Regions from separate parts of the Homo sapiens genome. Here region 2 is linked to region 1. A link is an interaction called in ENCODE POLR2A ChIA-PET data of the cell type or tissue named here. Cell type or tissue: PC-9. All regions are shown on one strand. Each heading gives the region's core, and the rest is flanking DNA. Links, peaks and the distances in the headings are about the cores only.

What was found. ChIA-PET counts read pairs that join two places held together with the same protein. Peaks named below come from ENCODE experiments on the same cell type or tissue, not always from the same donor. Only the 100,000 strongest peaks of a DNase experiment are listed, where the experiment ranks them.
Region 2: POLR2A ChIA-PET joins it to region 1 with 5 read pairs; 13 of 35 experiments call an interaction of 5 or more read pairs at or near these places.

Annotation. Positions count from the first base shown.
Region 1 is chr3:51,624,783-51,628,782 of GRCh38, forward strand. It overlaps RAD54L2 (RAD54 like 2), which reads left to right. Exons shown (of 23, transcript NM_015106.4): 4 at 2,771-2,972. Among named protein-coding and RNA genes, the nearest start is that of TEX264, 44 kb to the right of the region's middle. In PC-9, for the core only: no CTCF peak of the experiment used is centred there; no DNase peak of the experiment used is centred there.
Region 2 is chr3:51,501,256-51,518,643 of GRCh38, forward strand. LOC105377085 (a long non-coding RNA gene) reads left to right here and starts at 5,815. Exons shown (of 3, transcript XR_940835.3): 1 at 5,815-6,103. It also overlaps a transcript of DCAF1 not described here. RefSeq lists a silencer at 902-1,001. In PC-9, for the core only: no CTCF peak of the experiment used is centred there; a DNase peak (open chromatin) is centred at 9,916.

The DNA.
Region 1 (4,000 bases), core at 1-4,000:
TCTGGCATCAACATGAAAGGGACCATAAGGAAACTGGAGTAGTAATATGACAAGGAGGAGGCCATACCAAGCTATGGAAGGTGAGCAGTAACATGGATACTCACAATTCCCTGATTCAGCCAGTGAGTGGTAAGACAGCCCATATGTTATTTCTTAGTGGTGGCTGAGTGCATAGGATGATGACCCATGGTACATCATTCTTTTGGCCTAGGGAACATCAGCTTACAGGTTCATTCATCAAGACTTAATGACAGCCCCACCTCTCTTTACCAAAGGCTCTCAGGTTGAATGTTTCTTACCCCAAAGACACTTGACTACATACTCATAGAAAAAAAGTTGAATAAATAAATGGGAGGCCGGGCACAGTGGCTCACTCCTGTAATCCCAGCACTTTGGGAGGCTGAAGTGGGTGGATCACTTGAGGTCGGGAGTTCGAGACCACCCTGACCAACGTGGAGAAACCCCATCTCTACTAAAAATACAAAATTAGCTGGGCGTGGTGGCACGTGCCTGTAATCCCAGCTACTCGGGAGGCTGAGGCAGGAGAATCGCTTGAACCCGGGAGGCGGAGGTTGAGGTGAGCTGAGATCGTGTCATTGTATTCCAGCCTGGGCAACAAGAGTGAAACTCCATCTCAACCAATCAATCAATAAATAGGACAATTCTTCCCTACAGAAAAATTCCAAATAATAAATGTAGAAGGAAAGAGGAAAATAGAAAACCACCATTAACATACCACAGTAATAATTGGCTCTAGGTAAGACCCACCGATGAACATTAAAATTAGTGGGTGAGGCTTGGTGCAGTGGCTCATGCCTATACTCCAAGCACATTGGGAATGTGAGGCAGAAGGATCACTTGAGGCCAGGAGTTTGAAACCAGCCTGGCCAACATATCGAGACCTTGTCTCTACAAAAAAGAAAAAAAAAATTAGCTGGGTGTGATGGCATGCACCTGTAGTCCCAGCTACCTGAGAGGCTGAGGCTGGGAGATCGTTTGAGTCCAGGAGTTTGAGGCTACAGTGAGGTATGATTGTGCCACTGTACTGCAGCCTGGGCATCAGAGCAAGACCCTATCTCTTACAAAAAAAAAATAGTGTTAAAGGTCATGAGAGACCAGAATAGACTGAGAAGCTGCCATAGTTTAGAGGAGACTAAGGTGACATGACAGCTAAATGCAACATAGTATCCTGGATGGGGTCCTGTAACAGAAAAAAGGATATTAATGGAAAACTGGTGAAATCCCAATAAAGTCTATAGTTAAAAGCAAACAATAAGCCACCAGCCCTCCAACCCCGCCGACCCCACCAAAAAAAAACAACCAAAAAAACCCCACAAAGTTCCTGGGTCCTTCCTGCCTGAGATCCAAATGGCATTGTCTAGAGCACCTCAGTTCTGGCATTTATATTCTAGTTCTGAATTCTTGTTACCTTTGGGAAAGACCTTTTGGTTGTGTAGTGCCTGTGTCTGGGAGGCTCTGATGAATTTGGGGACAGGCTTGTGGTCTATGTGACTCTCAAAGCCTGCCTACCCAGTGAACAGAATGCTACTCAGCAGGCTGAGGACAGGGGTATGCACATGGATCCGCCTACTCCAACCCCAGTCCTTGCTGGTATTGGATGTTACAAATGACATCCCCTGGACCCCCAACGATCTTTTTTTTTTTTTTTTTTTTTTTTTTAAGAGGGAGTCTCATTATGTCGCCCAGGCTGGAGTGCAATGGTGTGATCTTGGCTCACTGCAACCTCCGCCTCCTGGGTTCAATTGATGCTCCTGCCTTAGCCTCCCGAGTAGCTGGGATTACAGGCGCCCGCCACCATGCCTGGCTAATTTTTGTATTTTTAGTAGAGACTGGGTTTTGCCGTGTTTGCCAGGCTGGTCTCGAACTCCTGACCTCAGGTGATCCTCCCGCCTCAGCCTATCAAAGAGTTGGGATTACAGGCATGAGCCACCGCGCCCAGCCCCCAACTATCTTTTAAGGCATTACCTTTAGACATTCTGCTTATCTTTCAAGGCCTGACTCACATTTTACCTCCCATATAGTTCCTTCATGATCATTACATGTATTAGTATCTTTCAAATTCCTGTGATGTCTTCAACCTTAAAGTTCTTTATATCTGTTGATCTGCCCTTCCTGTGATATATAGCACACCTTGCCATGTTGAGTCTGTGTTTGTACATGCCCTGTCTCCCTAAGCAGAACACAAACTTCTTGAAGGGAAGGAGTCTTACAAAACCTTCTAAACTTCATGAGGGGAAGGAATCTTACAAATATCCCTTGAAGCGTCTAGGATATTGCTTGCCATAAGCCCTCATGAAATGATTGGCAAGTTTGAGTGAGTGAATGCTTTAAGACAGATGAGAGGTGAATGGACTTGCTTAGAGTCATACCACTGGGTATGAGCTATATTTGGAGCCTAGCTGCTCAGTTTGTCCCTTTCTGAGCATTCTGAGGCCATGAAACTTACTAACTCTGATCATAGCACTAAACTACAGTAATAGTGATGGCTATCATTTGTTGTGGGCTTACTCTGGGCCAGGCTTGGTTCTAGGCATGCACGCTATGCAGTCCTCACAATAGCTCTGAGGTATGGGCCTCACTATCCTCATTTTGTAGATACATCCACTGATGTTCAGAGAGATATAAAGAATTTGCCTTAGATTACCAGCTAATAAGTTGCTGAGTTGAGATTTGAACCCAGGTGTGTCTGTCATCCAGACTCATTCCCCCTCACCCCTATAAAGCAATGTCTTTCCCCTTGTTTTTTCAGACCCATCCCTGGAAGGCATGTGTGGCACTGAGCATGCCCAGTTGGGAGAAGATGGGCAGCAGCCGCCGCGGTGCACTTCAACTACCTCATCTCAGTCTGAGCCTTCAGAGCAGCTTAGGCGCCACCAAGGCAAGAACCTAGCCTCCGAGGACCCCAAAAAGAAGAGAGCTCAGAAGCCCTCCCACATGAGAAGAAACATACGGTGAGCTGTGCTCTGTGTAAGAGGAGAGGGAAAGGAATAGAGATTTTACCTTCATCTTAAGGCTGTCAATAGCAAAAAGACTGATTTGGGAAGGACAGTTCTCTCTCCAAAGGAGAAAAGTGTCAGGTGTGTGTCTTCATTAATAGTGAAGGTGCAGCTCAGGATCACTGGACTTGGGCATTCAGAGGACTGTAGGGAGAATGAGAAAGGCCTTGACCACTGCTGGAGGGTCTTCTACTCTCTGGAGGCCCCAGGTGGCAGCCCGAAGATGATAGGGTGCTCTGAGCTGGACTTTCCGGTTTTTCCTCTATTTTTCCTTTTGTCTCAAAACAAGAGGAGACTTTATAAAGTTGAGTTCTCATCTTCTTAGACGTCAACTTCAAATGGTAGAGGACTGTCTGACCCAAAGCAAGACTCCTTCTAAGAGCAAAAATGTGAACTTCTTTAACTATCCAAATCCCCAACAGTTCTTCCTTCCATCAAATAACAATGCGTGCCATTGAAAAGAAATGAATGATATCTTTTTCTCCTCCTGCCTCCACTTAAAAAAAAAAATAACGACAACTTGAAATATTACTCTGAGTTTGAAAATAATATAGAATCCCTGTAACCCTAGTTTCTTTTCTTTTCTTAATTTATTTATTTATTTTTTTTGAGATAAAGTCTCTCTCTGTTGCCCAGGCTGGAGTGCAGTGGCGTGATCTTGGCTCACTGTACCCCCACCTCCCGTGTTCTAGCGGTTCTTGTGCTTCAACCTCCTGAGTAGCTGGAACCATAGGTGCCCGCCACCACACCTGGCTAATTTTTGTATTTGTAGTAGAGACAGGGTTTTGCCACGTTGGCTGAACTGGTCTTGAACTCCTGGCTTCAAGTGAACTGCCCACCTTCGCCTCCCAAAGTGCTGGGATTTCAGGCATGAGCCACTGTGCCCGGCCAATCCTAATTTCTTTTCTACATGACAACACTATTTTTTTTTCTTGAGATGAAGCCTCACTCTGTCACCCAGGCTGGAGTACAGTGGTGCAGTC
Region 2 (17,388 bases), core at 7,558-11,557, 120 kb before region 1:
TTCTTCATGTTGTTGGGAAAAATGAGGCCCAGAGGGAGTGAGCGACTTGCCCAGCATCACACAACCAATTAACAGCAGAACCAGAGGACTCCTTACTCTGACCAGCAGTCCCTCTTGTGGGGCATAGAAGATAAACATGACCCACAGTTGAGCAGAATCTCGACCTGACAAGATCCTACCCAGCGTTCAAGGCCTTATGCAGCTCATTATCTCTCCGGGAATGCTGAGCAAGTCTCCGTGCATCTCCATGAGTCTTCACGGCAATACTGTCACATGAATACAAGACACAGCAAGCCTGCTGCTATGCTCAGGCTCGACAGCTAGTAAGGATCCTGAATCCTGGGTCCCTTGGTTTCATTCCCCACTAGATCCCATTTCCCTCTTTCCAGAAAAGGGACCATCCTCCTTCTCTTAAATGTGTAACTTGGAGCTACTGCTCCAAGCAGAGATTCTCTAATATGTGCTGGGAGCGCCACAGACATGTCACCTTTCTTCACTTCTTTCTCCTGCCACAACACACAGGTCCCTTCTCTGTGCTTCTGGAACTCTACCTCTGTCAGTAATGGCCAGTACCATTTCTTTCAACTTCAGAGCATGCTGGGCCCTGAGCCAAGTGTTCCAGCCACACTCTCTCATTTAACCCTCACTACCCTGCCACACACACAGGGAAGATATGGTTAATCACCTTTACAGATGAGAAATCTGGACCCAGAGAGGTAGAACAAGGAATGGAACCCACATGCCATTCCTCCAGCACTCCTTCAGGTGACTTTCCTGCCATGCCTCCCTGGGCCATGAACCTAAAATGTATGAGGATGGGACATTTAAGCCTTGGATATCTCCCCTCTGACTATGGTCTAGCCGGCCCAGTGGTGACTTCTCCGCTGGCTGGGGTCCTAAGAGGCAGAGCCCTTAGGGGAGCTCAAGGCTTAGCTCACGCGCTCCTGGCACTGCCTCAGTCTGCCACCAGATGGCACTGCTTCATTTCAGAAACCCAACCTGGTCAGAGCACTGTGGCTCATGCCTGTAATCCCAGCACTTTGAGGGGCTGAGAATCTCTTGATCCCAGGAGTTCAAGACCAACCTGGGCAACATAGAGAGACACCCCCACCCTCACCCTTGCTCCACTGTCTCTACAAAATATCTTAAAAATTTGCCGGACGTGGTGGTGCATGCCTGTAGTCCCAGCTATTTATGAGGCTGAGGTGGGAGGATTGCTTGAGCTTGGGAGGTTGAGGCTACAGTGAGCTGTCATTGTGCCACTGCACTCCAGCCTGGGTGACAGAGAGAGACTCTGTCTCAAAAAAAAATTTTTTTTTAATTTTTTTAAAAAACAAACCCAGCCTGGGGCCCTGGGTTGGTGATGGGAGCAAGAAGCATTAAGAAGGGGCTTTGGAGAAGCCAGGGCCTAGGAGGCAGGGGAAGCAGGGGAGGAGACAAACAAGGCCTCTCCAGCAGCCACGCCCTCAGGAATCTGCACTCTTAACTCCTGCAGCCTCCTCTACCCCTGCCAACACCTCCCCCTCCCCAACATGCACATAGCCACACACCTGCAGACACCTTCAAACACCTCCTTCCCACTTCTGGGAAAAAGAAGAGGGAGCACCCAGGCTTTCCCAACTGCACACGCATTCCAAGTGTGCTTGGTGGCATATTTCACAGATACCCACATGTGCCAGATATACAAGCATGCACACTGTGCATTAGGCACCCAGTCCTCACAACAAATACTTTCACATCTAAGCATATGCACACACAAAGCTACAGACAATCCAGGCCCACACACCTGGCTTGGTTGTGGCACATGGGTCCTGCACCATTGGGAGGAGATTTATTGACCTCTTTGGTAGGACATCTCTGGACTCCGTCTCACCTTGCTCTGCCTGTTCCACCCCCTGCTCCATGGTGTGCCCAAGAAAGAGGAAGCCCCATCTGAAAGAGTGAGGAGTGCTTTGGGGGCTGCCCAGCAGCAGAGAAAAGGTAAGAAGAGCCCAGCCCTGGCCCCAGGACCAAGGCCTACAGATTAGCATGCTCTACCTACTCCCACCTCCAAGCACACCCACTCCCTGGGTAGGAAGATGGACAGCACCAAGTCCTCTAGGCTTCAAGCTTCTCCTTCATTCTCCTCCTTCTCCCGCTCCCATCCTTCTATGAGCTTTTCACTCCCAGCACCTCCTTCTAGGCTTACCCAGGTGCTCCCACAAGCCCATCCTCACCCTGGTGCCACCCCACAACTCCTGCGCTTCCTCCAGCAATTCCCTTCCCTGGGGCTGGGAAGTGAGGTCAGCTGTCCCATATCCACCCCTGCTCTCCTGTTGGCTAGACAAGACTGCTACTGCAAGTGTCCAGCAGTGTCGCAGGAGCCACCAATTAGAGGCTTAAGGCTACCAGGCTTTGGGAACACCAGCCTGGACAAAGAGGAAATCCCAATCATTCACTGGGTACCCTACTCCTGCCTGGTGGCCCCTGTACCCCACCCCCAGAAAATGAGGAGAGGGAACGCCACATCATTTCCCAAAGGGTGTGTAATTATGTCTGATTACATCCACATCCACTACTCTCACTTTACAGAGAAAGAAACAAATTCCACAAAGTCAACAACTTAAGTGCCCACATCGATCAGTGGGCACAGATAAAGAGGAGATAAAAAAGCAAGCATACCTAGCCTCTTTTGCCTCAGGTTCCTGGGGTTGGAAATCCTTCCAGGAGGAAGAGTGGAGTCAACATTGGGGAGAGAGTCTGTATTGGCCTTGGCTCCAAGCTCTCAGAAGCCCCTGAACATTTTTTTTTTTTTTTTTTTGAGATGGAGTCTGGCTCTGTCGCCCAGGCTGGAGTGCAGTGGCACAATCTCAGCTCACCGCAAGCTCCGCCTCCTGGTTCAGGCCATTCTCCTTCCTCAGCATCCTGAGTAGCTGGGACTACAGGCGCCCGCCACCACGCCTGGCTAATTTTTTATATTTTTAGTAAAGACGGGGTTTCACTGTGTTAACCAGGATGGTCTCGATCTCCTGACCCCGTGATCCGCCCGCCTCTGCCTCCCAAAATGCTGGGATTACAGGCGTGAGCCACCGCGCCTGGCAACCCCTGAACTTTTATTTATTTATTTATTTTGAGATGGAGCCTCACTCTGTCCCCAGGCTGGAGTGCAGTGAAGCAATCTCGTCTCACTGCAACCTCTGCATCCTGGGTTCAAGTAATTCTCCTGCCTCAGCCTCCTGAGTAGGTGGGATTACAGGTGCCCGCCACAACACCTGGCTAATCTTTGTATTTTTAGTAGAGATGGGGTTTCACCATGTTGGCCAGGCTGGTCTCGAACTCCTGACCTCAAGTGATCCACCCACCTTGGCCTCTCAAAGTGCTGGGATGACAGGTGTGAACCACCATGCTTTGGCCACTCCTGGATTTTTAGAAAGACCATTCTACAGGATTCAGGGAATAGACCATTCTACAGGATTCAGGGATCTCTGGCCTGACCCATTTGAAGGTACTCTGGAGACTGCTGGGGCAGACCCTCATGATGACTCAGGTCAGAAAGAGTTTACCACTCTATCAGTTATTTCATTTCAAGAAGGCCTGGGCCTGGCACGGTGGCTCACACCTGTAATTCCAGCACTTAGGGAGGCTGAGGCAGGTGGATCATTGAGCCTAGGAGTTCAAGACCAACCTGGGCAACATAGTGAGACTCTATCAGTATAAAAAATAATAAAAATAAAAATAATTCTTACAGCCAGGCGTGGTAGCTCACGCCATAATCCCAGCACTTTAGGGGGGCAAGGCAGGTGGATCACCTGAGGTCGAGAGTTCGAGACCAGCCTGGCCAGCATGACAAAACCCCATCTCTACTAAAAAATTACAAAAATTAGCCAGGTGTGGTGGTGCATGCCTGTAATCCCAGCTACTCAGGAGCCTGAGGCATGAGAATTGCTTGAACCCAGGAGGCGTAGGTTGCAGTGAGCCGAGATCACACCACTGCACTCCAGCCTAGGCAACAGAGTGAGATTCTGTCTCAAAAAATAATAATAATAAAAATAAAATTAATAATAATTTTTTAAATTAAAAAAAGAGAGGGCCTACAGAAGAATGGCTTTGTTGAATGGAACAAATTCAAAGGTCAGAGACCCACCACACCAACCGAAGTAAATACTTCTACCATGGGCGTATCCCTCTTGGAGATGTTGCCAGATACAGCCTGGGGTACCCAGTTAGGCCTGGGAGCCAAAGTCATCAAGACGGGAGTTTCTAGGTGTAGAGGGTGTCATGGGCTCTTACCGTGGGGAAGTTCTTCATCCCTTAGAGGTGGCGATGTCTCTGTGTGAAAAGTCTCATGATGTTCCTGAGGGGAGCCCCCTCTGCCCTGCTCCTGCTTCAGCAGGTCCAGGCTTCTGACAAGATAGCCTTTTGTGAAGTCACAAAGCTGGTTGCCTCCCCACAGGACCAGGGACCAGGACAACCAGGGACTAGTGGGCATGACTTTAGGGGAGAAGGGACTTCACAAGCAGCCTGTAGGCTCTGGAGAGGGGTGTGGGGTCTGGAGGGGCTCACTGGACCAGTCTCAGGCTGTAGTGGGTGAGGAGGGTTATTGGAGACTCAGGATGGGATCAGTTTCTCATGTCTCAGTCATCGCCAAAAGATAAGAACAGTTGGGGCCTGAGCCTGTATTCCTTGACCATTATCCCATCCGTTGAGACCCTAGGGCCAGAGGAGCACCCTTGCCCCTTTTGAATATATATAAGGGTCCTGATCACTGATGTTCTGGGTCATCCCTGGAAAAAGGAGGTTAAGGCCCCTGAGCCAGGGACCAGATCTTCTCCTCAGTGCCATCCCTCTGTGACCATTCAGTTTCTTTTCTTTTTTCTTTTTCTTTTCTTTCTTTTTTTTTTTTTTTTTTTTGAGATGGAGTTTCACTCTTGTCGCCCAGGCTGGAGTGCAGTGGTGTGATCTTGGCTCACTGAGACCTGCACCTCCCGGGTTCAAGCGATTTTCATGCCTCAGCCTCCTGAGTAGCTGGGATTACGGGTGTCCGCCACCACACCTGGCTAATTGTTGTATTTTTAGTAGAGACGGGGTTTCACCATGTTGGCCAGGCTGGTGTCGAACTCCTGACCTCAAACGATCCACCTGCCTTGGCCTCCCAAAGTGCTGGGATTACAGGCATAAGCCACTGCACCTGGCCTGACCATCCATTTTCTACCTGTTTCCTGGGCAAGCACATTCTGCCAAATTCTGCTACATTGAAAAGTGGCCCTGGTAGCCTTGGGGCACCCCTACCTGTTGGATTACGCAGAGGAAGAAGAGTGTCAAGAGAAGAAAGTGGAGCGCTCAGTGCCCACTCTCTCCAGAGGGTAGAGACTCCCACCTCCTGAAGAGGCAATTCAGGGGAGAAAACAGAAAACAACCCGGGGAGAAAGTGTCATTCCACAAAATGTGGAAACTCAGTTACTGCCTTGGAAGGTCACACTTCGTAAGCGGGGCATGGGGGCAGCCACTGAATGGAAACCTTGTTTTAAAAACAAGTTGCAAGGCATGGGTGGCTCACGCCTATAATCCCAGCACTTTGGGGGGCCGACGTGGGCAGATCACCTGAGGTCAGGATTTCAAGACCAGCCTGGCCAACATGGTGAAACCCCGTCTCTACTAAAAATAGAAAAAATCAGCTGGGCACTCCTGTAATCCCAGCTACTCGGGAGGCTGAGGCAGGAGAATCGCTTGAACCCCAGAGGCAGAGGTTGCAGTGAGCCAAGATCATGCCACTGCACTCCAGCCTGGGCGACAGAGAGAGACTCCCTCAAAAAAAAAAAGAAAAAAAGAAAAAAAAGAAAATCAAATGAACAAAAATGTGTCTTAAGTTAGGATTCCCGAGCCCTTGCCCTGTGCCTGGCCCTGTACCCTGTGTCTTCAGTGCTGCGGAGAATGCAGCACAGACCCTGCCCTCAAGGCTTACAGTCTAAGGCCTGAATGACTATGCCCAGCTCCCTCCCTTAAAATGAAGGCTGCTATTCCCAGAAGTCAGGGGCAGCCTGGAACCCAAGAGCCTTGTATCCCTGTCCAGGGCATTACATTTCATGAAGGCAAGAACAGACCAAATCCTGTGGACTTTTGGCAGGTAAGCTAAGACAGCATCTCACTGCCTCTCAGGGTCTGCAGGTCTGGGTCTTGGTGTCATTAATTCTGTTGAGAGTTGCTCACCACCATGTGTCTCCTCCAGACCAAGGAGACATCTTGGCTATTTTGTATTCAAGCCATGCCTCCACTGAGGGTTTCTGCTGTCTGCTCTATGGAGCCAGCAGGCATCCTGTGGGACAGGTCTGGTGTGAGGTACAAGAGACTAGAGGTGACCCTGGGCAAGTTTCCTCATACATCCCCCATAAGGAGGGCTTTACTAGATCTATGATTTTCTTTCTTTCTTTCTTTCTTTTTTTTTTTTTTTTTTTTTTGAGACAGAGTCTTGCTCTGTTGCCCAGGCTGGAGTGCAGTGGTGCGATCTTGGCTCACGGCAACCTCCACCTCCCCGGTTCAAGTGATTCTCCTGCCTCAGCCTCCCGAGTAGCTGGGCACACGCCACCATGCCCAGCTAATTTTTGTATTTTTAGTAGAGATGGGGTTTTGCCATGTTGGCCAGGCTGGTCTTTAACTCGACCTCGTGATCCACCCACCTCGGCCTCCCAAAGTGCTGGGATTACAGGCGTGAGCCACTGTGCCTGGCCTAGATCCATGATTTTCAAATTATATTAGTATTATGATTTTACCACAGAGTCTTTTTAGTCCCACTGAAATCTTGTATACCTCTTCATTAAGTAGAGAAAAGGAATGATGCAAGGGATTCTAGGTCATGATGTGGCAGAAAAACTCCTAGTGTTACAAGGAATGCAGTTTAAAAACCATGCACCAGCCGGCTGAGCACGATGGCTCATGCCTGTAATCCCAGCATTTTGGGAGTCCGAGGCGGGCAAATCACAAGGTCAGGAGTTCAAGACCAGCCTGGGCAATACGGTGAAATCTCTCTACTAAAAATACAAAAAAAATTAGCCGGGTGTGCTGGCGGGTGCCTGTAATTCCAGCTACTCCGGAGGCTGAGGCAGGATAATTGCTTGAACCTGGGAGGCGGAGGTTTCAGTGAGCAGAGGTCGAGCCACTGTACTCCAGCCTGGGCGACAGTGTGAGACTCCGTCTCAAAAAAAAAAAACCATGTACCACATGGCTTCCAGACCCTTTCAGGTGCTGTGAATCTGTGACTGCAAAGTCCAGATTATGAAAGATGGGAACAGGACAAAGAATGCCACATGTAGTGGCCACCTCAAGAGTTCTGCTCTGAATATTTCCGCTGCAACTACTCATTCCTGGTTCCAGTTCAGCTTATTTCCAGCCACCAGCGTGTCCCCAGCCCACCTCTCACCTGGCCCTCTGCTCCTACCTTTGTTCCTCTCTTGCAGGCTCTGAAATCAGCATCTAGGCCTTAGGGGCTCAAAGCCCACATGGGTTCTAAGTCAGGAGTACAACAGTCACCTCTCTGTACCTGAATCCAATAGGCAGGAGACAGGAGGCTTTCTCCAGGTAACATTCATCTTTGCCTAACTCTCTTCCGAGATCCCTGTAGTCTCTGGAATTGTCCTGGTCCTTTTTTGGATGCAGGGCATATTTGATTTCATGGGGCTGCCAACCTCACCTGCCAGAAGATGCTCAGGACAGCCAGGATGCAGTATAAAACCTGCCCTCTCCAATTTCTTTTCTCCTAAGATACAGATCAGAGGGAAGACGGGCAAGATGGGCTTCCCACCCCACAAGGCAGGCATGTCTGAATTCTATGAGCTTTTGTTTCAAATAATTTATGAGAAGCATCAGGGCCTTGGCTCATTCTAAGAGCAAGTCAGGAGAGCAGAGTTATGGTGCCGTGAGCCTTGTTGCAGGGAAAGGGAGCTGCATTATAGCTGAGAGCAAAGGCTGCTCTCTGCCTTGTGGCTAGCAAGGCATGGCAAAGAAAAGCGGACATTCCCTAGGGCCAGGCATGGTGAACGAACAAGACAAGCTGACAGGCTAGTACAAGGTTCTCAACCCTGGCTGCAATTCAGATCACCTGCAGAGCCTTTATGAACCTCTAGTGTCAAGACCCTACCCCAGTTCAATTAAGTCAGAATCTCTAGGGCACAGGCAACAATGTTTTCCAAAGCTCCCCAGATAACGAATACTCCACTAAGGCAGAGAACCTCTGGTCTAGGAGGAAAGACTGGCATTAAACAGGATGTGGGCGGGCCGGGTGTGGTGGCTCACTCCTGTAATCCCAGTACTTTGGGAGGCTGAGGCGGGCAGATCACCTGAGGTCAGGAGTTCAAGACCAGCCCAGCCAACATGGTGAAACCCTGTCTCTACTAAAAATACAAAAATTAGCTGGGTGTGGTGGCAGGTGCCTGTATTTTTAGTCTCCACTAAAAATACAAAAATTAACCAGGCGTGGTGGCAGGCACCTGTAATCCCAGGTACTCAGGAGGCTGAGGCGGGAGAATCATTTGAACCTGGGAGGCAGAGGTTGCAGTGAGCCGAGATTGCGCCATTGCACTCCAGACTGGGGGACAAGAACAAGACTTTGTCTCAAAAAAAAAAAAAAAAAAAACAGGATGTGGGCATGATGACCTTTACCCTGAGGTGGGGCCTAGAGGCCTAAAATGTGGGGTGTGGTAAGCTGGACCTTTCTGCTCCTGGAGGCCACAGGGCTCCTTCTTACCCACCCCTGCACATCCTCCATACACATCCCACACACACACCCAGCACCTATTGTGGGGAAAGCAAAACAGAAGGCTCAGGAACCCAGCTCCAGGGAGGGGAAGAAGCATGCACTCTAGGTTAGAATCACGACCCTGAACTCTCTAGTTGTGTGGCCCTGGCAACCTTTGAGCCTCAATTCCTCCTCTGTAAAATGGACATAGTAGGCCGGGCACGATGGCTCATGCCTGTAATCCCAGCACTTTGGGAGGCCAAGGGGGTGGATCACTTAAGGTCAGGAGCTCAAAACCAGCCTTTCCAACATGGTGAAAGCCTGTCTCTACTAAAAATACAAAAATTAGTTGGGTGTGGGTGGCGTGTGCCTGTAATCCCAGCTACTTGGGATGCTGAGGCAGGAGAATTGCTTGAACCTGGGAGGCGGAGGTTGCAGTGAGCCAAGATCACGTCACTGCACTCCAGCCTGGGCAACAGAGCAAGGCTCTGTCTCAAAAAAAAAAAAATGGAGGTAGTAATACCTGCTTTGAGGGTGGTTGCAAGGAGGGCAACGGGAAGCACTGGCTTACAGAAAGGGCTCCAGAGATGAAGCTGCTAGCAGCAGCAACCACAGCCCCAGCTCCCTCTGTCAGCTTGGACAAAGCTCTAATGATCATCCACCCAGTCCCCTTGTTTTTCACGTGAAGACCTCAGTGTCCAAAGGAGAGAGGTTTGCTCCAGACACGCAGCCAGCAAGAATCTTAATCTCCCAGGCAGCTTCACATCACAGCAGTTTTTTTGTATTGAACTTTAGCTTTCATCTCTCAGCAAAACTCCTAAAATTACTATAGGGGCTTCTTCTCTCTCTCTGTCTTTTTTTTTTTTTTTTTTTTTTTACTCTGTCACCCGGGCTAGAGTGCAGTGGCACGATCATAGCTCGCTGCAGTCTCAACCTACCAGGCTCAGGCAAATCTCCAACCTTAGCCTCCCTAGTATCTAGGACTACAGGCACACGCCACCATGCCCAGCTAGTTTTTTTTATATATTGTTTATTTTTTGTAGAGACAGGGTCCCACTGTATTGCTCTGATTACAGGTGTGAGCCACCCTACCCAGCCTACTGGGGCTTCTAAAGCAGCAAGCAGGGATTTAAAAATACCTTTAGGCTATCTTATCTGAGATGCCTGATTGATCCTTGAAGTAGAAGGTGTGTTCAGCCAGTCTGACCACTTGGCTCCAGTCCCCTTTGATGTTCCTGATACAGAGAAGAAGGTTCATTACCTCAGTGGCAAGGGTGTGGCCATCCCAAGGCTGATGATTACATAAGAAGATGCCACTCTGCCTGGGCTGAGGTTAGGAAGTGGGTAGGGTAGGTAGGGAAGAGAGATGCTGGGTTTTCCATATAAGCCTTTTTTGTATTCTTTGACCTTTTTTTTTTTTTTGAGACGGAGTTTCGTTCTTGTTGCCCAGTCTGGAGTGCAATGACGCGATCTCGGCTCACCGCAACCTCCTCCTCCTGAGTTCAAGCGATTCTCCTGCCTTAGCCTCCTGAGTAGCTGGGATTACAGCCTAATGCCACCATCATACCCGGCTAATTTTGTATTTTTAGTAGAGATGAGATTTCTCCATGTTGGTCAGGCTGGTCTCAAACTCCCAACCTCAGGTGATCCGCCCACCTTGGCCTTCAAAAGTGCTGGGATTATAGGCGTGAGCCACCGCGTCCGACATATTCTTTGCCTTTTAAGCCACTGAGTATACATGGCTTTTTTTTTCTTTTTTGAAACAGAGTCTCACACTGTCACCCAAGGTGGAGTGCATGGCACAATCGCAGTTTACTGTAGCCTTAATCTCCATGCTCAAGTGACCTCCCACCTCAGCCACCCAAGTAGCTGGGAATACAAATGCATGCCACCATGCCCAGCTAATTTTTGTATTTTTTGTGGAGACAAAGTTTCGCCATGTTGCACAGGCTGGTCTCGAACTCCTGGGCTCAAGCAATCCGCCTGCCTCAGCCTCCCAAAGTGCTGGGATTACAGGCATGAGCCACTGCACCTGGCTGAGCATGTACCACTTTAATAAAAATAAAATTACACTGAAAAGTAAAGCATAGGCCAGGTGCAGTGGCTCGTGCCTGTAATCCCAGCACTTTGGGAAGCCAAAGCAGGCAGATCACCGGAGGTCAGGAGCTTGAGACCATCCTGGCCAACATGGTGAAACACCATCTCTACCAAAAATACAAAAATTAGCCAGATGTGGTGGCAGGCTCCTGTAATCCCAGCTACTTGGGAGGCTGAGGCATGAGAATCGCTTGAACCCAGAAAGTGGACTTTGCAATGAGCTAAGATCGCACCACTGCACTCCAGCCTGGGGGATAGAGCGAGACTCTGTCTCCAAAAAAAAAAAAAAGAAAGAAAAGAACAGTAAAGCTATACATGTCACTATATATTTGTCAAAACCTATAGATATACAACACCAAGAGTGAACCCTAATGTAGACTATGGATTATGGTCGATAATGATATATCAGTGTGGGTTCATTGATTGTAACAAATGTACCACTCTGTTGTAGGATGTTGATAATGGAGGAGGACGTGCATGTGTGAGAGCAGGGGCATATGGGAACTCTGTACTTTCTGCCCAATTTTGCTATTAACTTAAGATTGCTCTAAAAAAAAGTAGTACAGCTGACTCTTGTGTGGGGGTTAGGGGTGCTGACCCCCCACCACAGTAGAAAATCCATGTATAACTTTTTTTTTTTTGAGACAGTCTTACTGTGTCACCAAAGGCTAGGGTGCAGTGGCACAATCTCAGCTCACTGTAACCTCCGCCTCCCAGGCTCAAGCGATTATCCTGCCTCAGCCTCTCAAGTAGCTGGGATTACTGGTGCCCACCACCATGCCTGGCTAATTTTTGTAGTTTTAGAAGAGATTGAGTTTCACCATGTTGGCCAGGATGGTCTCCAACTCCCGACCTCAGGTGATCCGCCTGCCTCGGCCTCCCAAAGTGCTGGGATTACAGGCATGAGCCACTGCACCTGGCCCCGTGTATAACTTTAGATTCCCCCAAAACTTAGCTACTGATAGCTTACTTTTGACCAGAAGCCTTACTGCTAGCATAAATAGTCAATTAACACATATTTTGTATGTTGTATGTATTATATTCTGGTTTTTCTTTTTTTTTTTTTTGAGATGGAATTTCGCTCTTATTGCCCAGTCTGGAGTGCAGTGGCACAATCTCGGCTCACCGCAACCTCTGCCTCCCAGGTTCAAGCAATTCTCCTGCCTCAGCCTCCCCAGTAGCTGGGATTACAGGCATATGCCACCACATACCGCTAATTTTTGTATTTTTAGTAGAGACGGGGTTTTGCCATGTTGGCCAGGCTAGTCTCGAACTCCTGATCTCTGGTGATCCGCCCACCTCAGCCTCTCAAAGTGCTGGGATTACGGGCATGAGCCACCAAGCCCGGCCTATATACTGTATTGTTAGAATAAAGTAACTAAGGAAAATAAAATGGTGGCTGGGGCCAGGTGCGGTGGCTCAGGCCTGTAATCCCTGCACTTTGGGAGGCTGAGGTGGGTGGATCACCTGAGGTTGGGAGTTTGACACCAGACTGGCAAACATGGCAAAACTCTGTCTCTACTAAAAACACAAAAATTAGGTGGGCATGGTGGCAGGCACCTGTAATCCCAGCTACTCAGTAGGCTGAGGCAGGAGAATGGCTTGAACCCTGGAGGTGGAGGTTGCAGTGAGCGGAGATGGTGCCACTGCACTACAGCTTGGGTGACAGAGCCAGAAAGAAAAAATAAATAAATAAAAAAGAAGGAAAAGGAAATGGCAGCTCTGGGAGGCTGAGGCGGGAGGATCCCTTGAGGCCAGAAGTTTGAGACCAGCCTGGGCAACACAGCAAGACCCCGTCTCTACAAAAAGGAAAGAGAAAGAAAAAGTTAAGAAAATCAAGCCAGGCATGGTGACCCTCCTATAGTCCCAGATACTCAGGAGGCTGAGGCAGGAGGATCTGAGCTCAGGAGTTTGAGGCTGTATGGCAACATAGTGAAACCATGGCTGTAAAAAAATTAAAGGAAGGAAGGAAGAAAGGAAGGAAGGAAGGAAAGAAAGAAATTCATAAGAGAATATATATTTACAGTACTCTATTGATCAATATCATAAGTTTACATTATCTGTTTACAATGATGTCCGACTGAAATGAGGGGTAACCACAGCCGCAAACCTCAATTAAGGAATTCAACTTTTTCTTGTAATGTCATGACTTTTCTCTGCTTCTTGGGAGCGTTTCCAGCATCAGTAGTGGTACTTCATATGGGTCCCATGGTGTTATTCGAAGTTTACGGTATTGCACTTAACAAGATGAAAAATACAAGAGAATTGAGGGAGGTCACTTTTAGTGCTATACACAATTTACTGGAGAGACAAATCGCTCATGTGATAATTAGCAGCACATGATGTTTTAAGCTTCAGCTCACAACAGCAACAGGAAGTGGCTAGGAAATTATTGCAGTAGTACAGTACATACTACAGTTAATTTTATGCAGTTATGATTTATTTATTTATTTATTTATTTATTATTTAATTATTTAAGACTGGATCTTCTCTCTCTATCATCCAGGCCGGAGTATGGTAGTGCAACTATGGTTCACTGCAGCCTCAATCTTTTGGACATGCTCAATCCTCTTGCCTCAGCCTCCCTAGTAGCTGGGACTATAGGCACACACTACCACGCCCAGCCTGTGTGTGTGTGTGTAGAGATGGGCTCTGCCTACATTGCCCAGGCTGGTCTCAAATTCCTAGGCTCAAGTGATCCTCCTGCCTTAGCCTCCCAAAATGCGTTCATTACAGGCATGAGCCACTGCACCCAGCCAATTATGATTTAACACTGCATCTTTACATTCGTTCACATTTCTCTTGGCTGTAAATGGTGCTATATACAGTCTTTAAGTGTTTGTACATATAAGGTTTTGTTTTGTTTTGTTTTGTTTTTTTGAGATGGAGTCTCGATCTATTGCCCAGGCTGGAGTGCAGTGGCGCAATCTCGGCTCACTGCAATCTCCGCCTCCAAGGTTCAAGTGATTCTCGTGCCTCAGCCTCCCAAGTAGCTGGAATTACAGACGTGTACCACCACGCCTGGCTAATTTTTGTATTTTTAGTAGAGACTGGGTTTCACCATGTTGGCCAGGTTGGTCTCGAACTCCTGACCTTAGGTGATCCACCCACCTTGGCCTGCCAAAGTGCTGGGATTACAGGCTTGAGTCACCACGCCTGGCCTTGTAAGTTTTCATAAATTTTAACTTCTTATTTTATTTTATTTATTTTTTATTTTTTTGAGATAGAGTCTTGCTTGGCTCATTGCAAGCTCTACCTCCTGGGTTCCAGTGATTCTCCTGCCTTGGCCTCCCGAGCAGCTTGGATTACAGGTGTGCACTACCACGCCCTGCTAAAAATTTTAACTCTTTTTTTTTTTTTTTTTTGAGACAGAGTCTAGCTCTGTGGTCCAGGCTGGAGTGCAGTGGCACAATCTGGGCTCACTGCAAGCTCCGCCTCCCGGGTTCACGCCATTCTCCTGCCTCAGCCTCCCGAGTAGCTAGGACTACAGGCGCCTGCCACCACGCCTGGCTAATTTTTTGTATTTTTAGTAGAGACGGGGTTTCACCATGTTAGCCAGGATGGTCTCAATCTCCTGACCTCATGATCCACCCACCTCGGCCTCCCAAAGTGCTGGGATTACAGGCCACTGCACCCGGCCTAAAAATTTTAACTTTTTATAACAGATTTGTGAATATGTTATGGTGGTAAATGAAAAAATAAACTCATATCTACATGTATTTTATGCATTCATGATATAACTTTTTCTTAAATTTTAAAAATATTTCTAACCTGTAAGGTTTATCTGCAAGTTTTTTAAATTGTTGCACCAAAAATTTTTCCAATGTATTTATTGAAAAACATTTTTGTATAAGTGGACCTGCACAATTCTTTTTTTTTTTTTTTTTTTTAATTGAGACAGAATTTCGCTTTTGTCGCCCAGGCTGGAGTGCAATGGTGAGATCTCCGCTCACGGCAACCTCTGCCTCCCATGTTCAAGCGATTCTCCTGACTCAGCCTCCAGAGTAGATGGGACTACAGGCATGCGCCACCATGCCCGGTTCATTTTTGTATTTTTAGTAGAGATGGGGTTTCACCATCTTGGCCAGGCTGGTCTTGAACTCCTGACCTCAGGTGATCCACCCGCCTTGGCCTCCCAAAGTGCTGGGATTACAGGCGTGAGCCACCACACCTGGCACAATTATTATTATTTTTTAATTTTGTAGAGGCCAGGAGTGGTGGCTCATGCCTGTAATCCCAACACTTTGGGAGGCCAAGATGAGTGTATGGCTTGAGCCCAGCATTCGAGACCAGCCTGGGGAACATAGCAACATTAGCTGGTGTGATGGCACACACCTCTAGTCCCAGCTACTTGGGGTACTGAGGAAGGAGGATTGCTTGAGCCTGGGAGGTGGAGGTTGCAGTGAGCCGAGATTGCACCATTGCCCTCTAGCCTGGGTGACAGAGCCAGACCCTGTCTCAAAAAAAAAAATTTCTTTTTTTTGGTAGAGACGGGGTCTCAACTGTGTTGTCCAGGCTGGTCTCAAACTCCCAGCCTCAAGCCATCTTCCCACTTCGGCCTCCCAAAGTACTGGGATTACAGGCATGAGCCACCGTGTCCAACTAACCCTCACAGTTCAAATCTGTGTTGTGTTGTTCAAGGGTCATCTGTATATTTATAAATAAATACTCACGCATGCAGAGAATAGTGCCCATCCCATGGGGTTTGCAAGGATTACATGAGCTAAGGGATGTGAAGGGCTTAGCCTAGCCCAGATGAGTGTTCAATATGAGTTGGCTTTTTCTTTTATTGCCATCTCTGTCCCATGGTTCCCTCTCAGCTGCTATTCATGGGAGGGAGATGGTAGGAACAGGTCCCTCTTGCCCTTTATCTCAGTATGCTGAAGCATCAGAGGCTTTGTCACTAGCTCAGGCACATGGCTTAACTGGTGATGCTACAAGCCAGGCCTCTGGTGACAGTTACTAATCCCTGTTGGGGCCAGAATTCTGCACTCAGCCCAGACTTCTGAGAGGAAGTAAGCACCTACTTTGTGCCAGGTCCTATGTTCAGCCTTCAAAGTATTCTCTCGACAGTCTAACAAGGTAGGGTAGGCATTATGCTCTATTTTAAACAGATGAGTAAGATGAGGCCCAGAGAAGTTAAATTACACATTCAAGGCTACTCAGCTACAAGAACAGTCCAGGCAGAGTTTCTGCTCTCCTCTATCAAAAAGGAGGCACAGAAGTGAACATTCCACCAGCACCCCAAGGACACTCCCCGACCCCACAACCTCAGCAGCCTAATGGAAAGGCCACCTTGGAGGACTGCCTCTTCTTCCCAGGGGGGCTGGAGTAGCTTGGTGGTTCCACCAGGTCTGTTTGGACACTTGCCCTGGGGAAGAATGAGAAAGCATTGGCTGGGTGCGGTGGCTCACACCTGCAATCCCAGCACTTTGGGAGGCTGAGGCGGGTGGATCACCTGAGGTCAGGAGTTTGAGACCAGCCTGGCCAACATGGTGAAACCCTTCGCTACTAAAAATACAAAAATTAGCCAGGCGTGGTGGCGCACATCTGTAATTCCAGCTACTCGGGAGGTTGAGGCAGGAGAATCGCTTGAACCCAGGAGGCAGAGGTTGCAGTGAGGTGAAATTGAATCACTGCACTGCTGCCTGGGTGACAGAGCAAGACTCCGTCTCAAAAAAAAAAAAAAAAAAAAGAAAGAAAGAAAGAAAGAAAGAAAGAAAGAAAGAAAGAAAGAAAGAAAGAAAGTATCCCAATCCGGCCGGGCACAGTGGTTTACGCCTGTAATCCCAGCACTTTGGGAGGCCGAGGTGGGCGGATCACAAGGTCAGGAGATCGAGACCATCCTGGCTAACATGGTGAAACCCTGTCTCTATTAAAAATACAAAAAATTAGCTGGGCGTGGTGGCAGGCACCTGTAGTCCCAGCTACTCGGGAGGCTGAGTCAGGACAATGGTGTGAACCCAGGAGGCGGAGCTTGCAGTGAGCCGAGATTGCGCCACTGAACTCTGGGCAACAGAGCAAGACTCCGTCTCAAAAAAAAAAAAAAGAAAGAAAGAAAGTATGCCAATCCTCTCCTTAGGGGCCTGGGGCTGGGGCTGCTGGAGCGAAAGACCTGATTCTCCACAGACTCCAAGAGGTTTTCTCTTCCATTCCCCTGATCTCTCCCTTGCTCCTCCATCTAGCCACATTCAGTTTTCTTTTTTTTTTTTTTTTTAGTTTTTCTTGCTTGTTTCCATCATCATCATCATCATCATCATTATTATTGTTGTTGTTGTTTTGTTTTGGAGATGGAGTTTTGCTCTGTCACCCAGGCTGGAGCACAGTGGTGTGATCTCGGCTCACTGCAACCTCTGCCTCCGGGGTTCAAGCAATTCTCCTGCCTCAGCCTCCTGAGTAGCTGGGACTACAGGCGTGTGCCTCCCAGGTTCAAGTGATTCTCCTGCCTCAGCCTCCCGAGTAGCTGGGATTACAGGCATGCACCATCACGCCCTGCTAATTTTTGTATTTTTAGTAGAGATGGAGTTTCACCATGTTGGCCAGGCTGGTCTTGAACTCCTGACCTCAGGTAATCCACCCGCCTC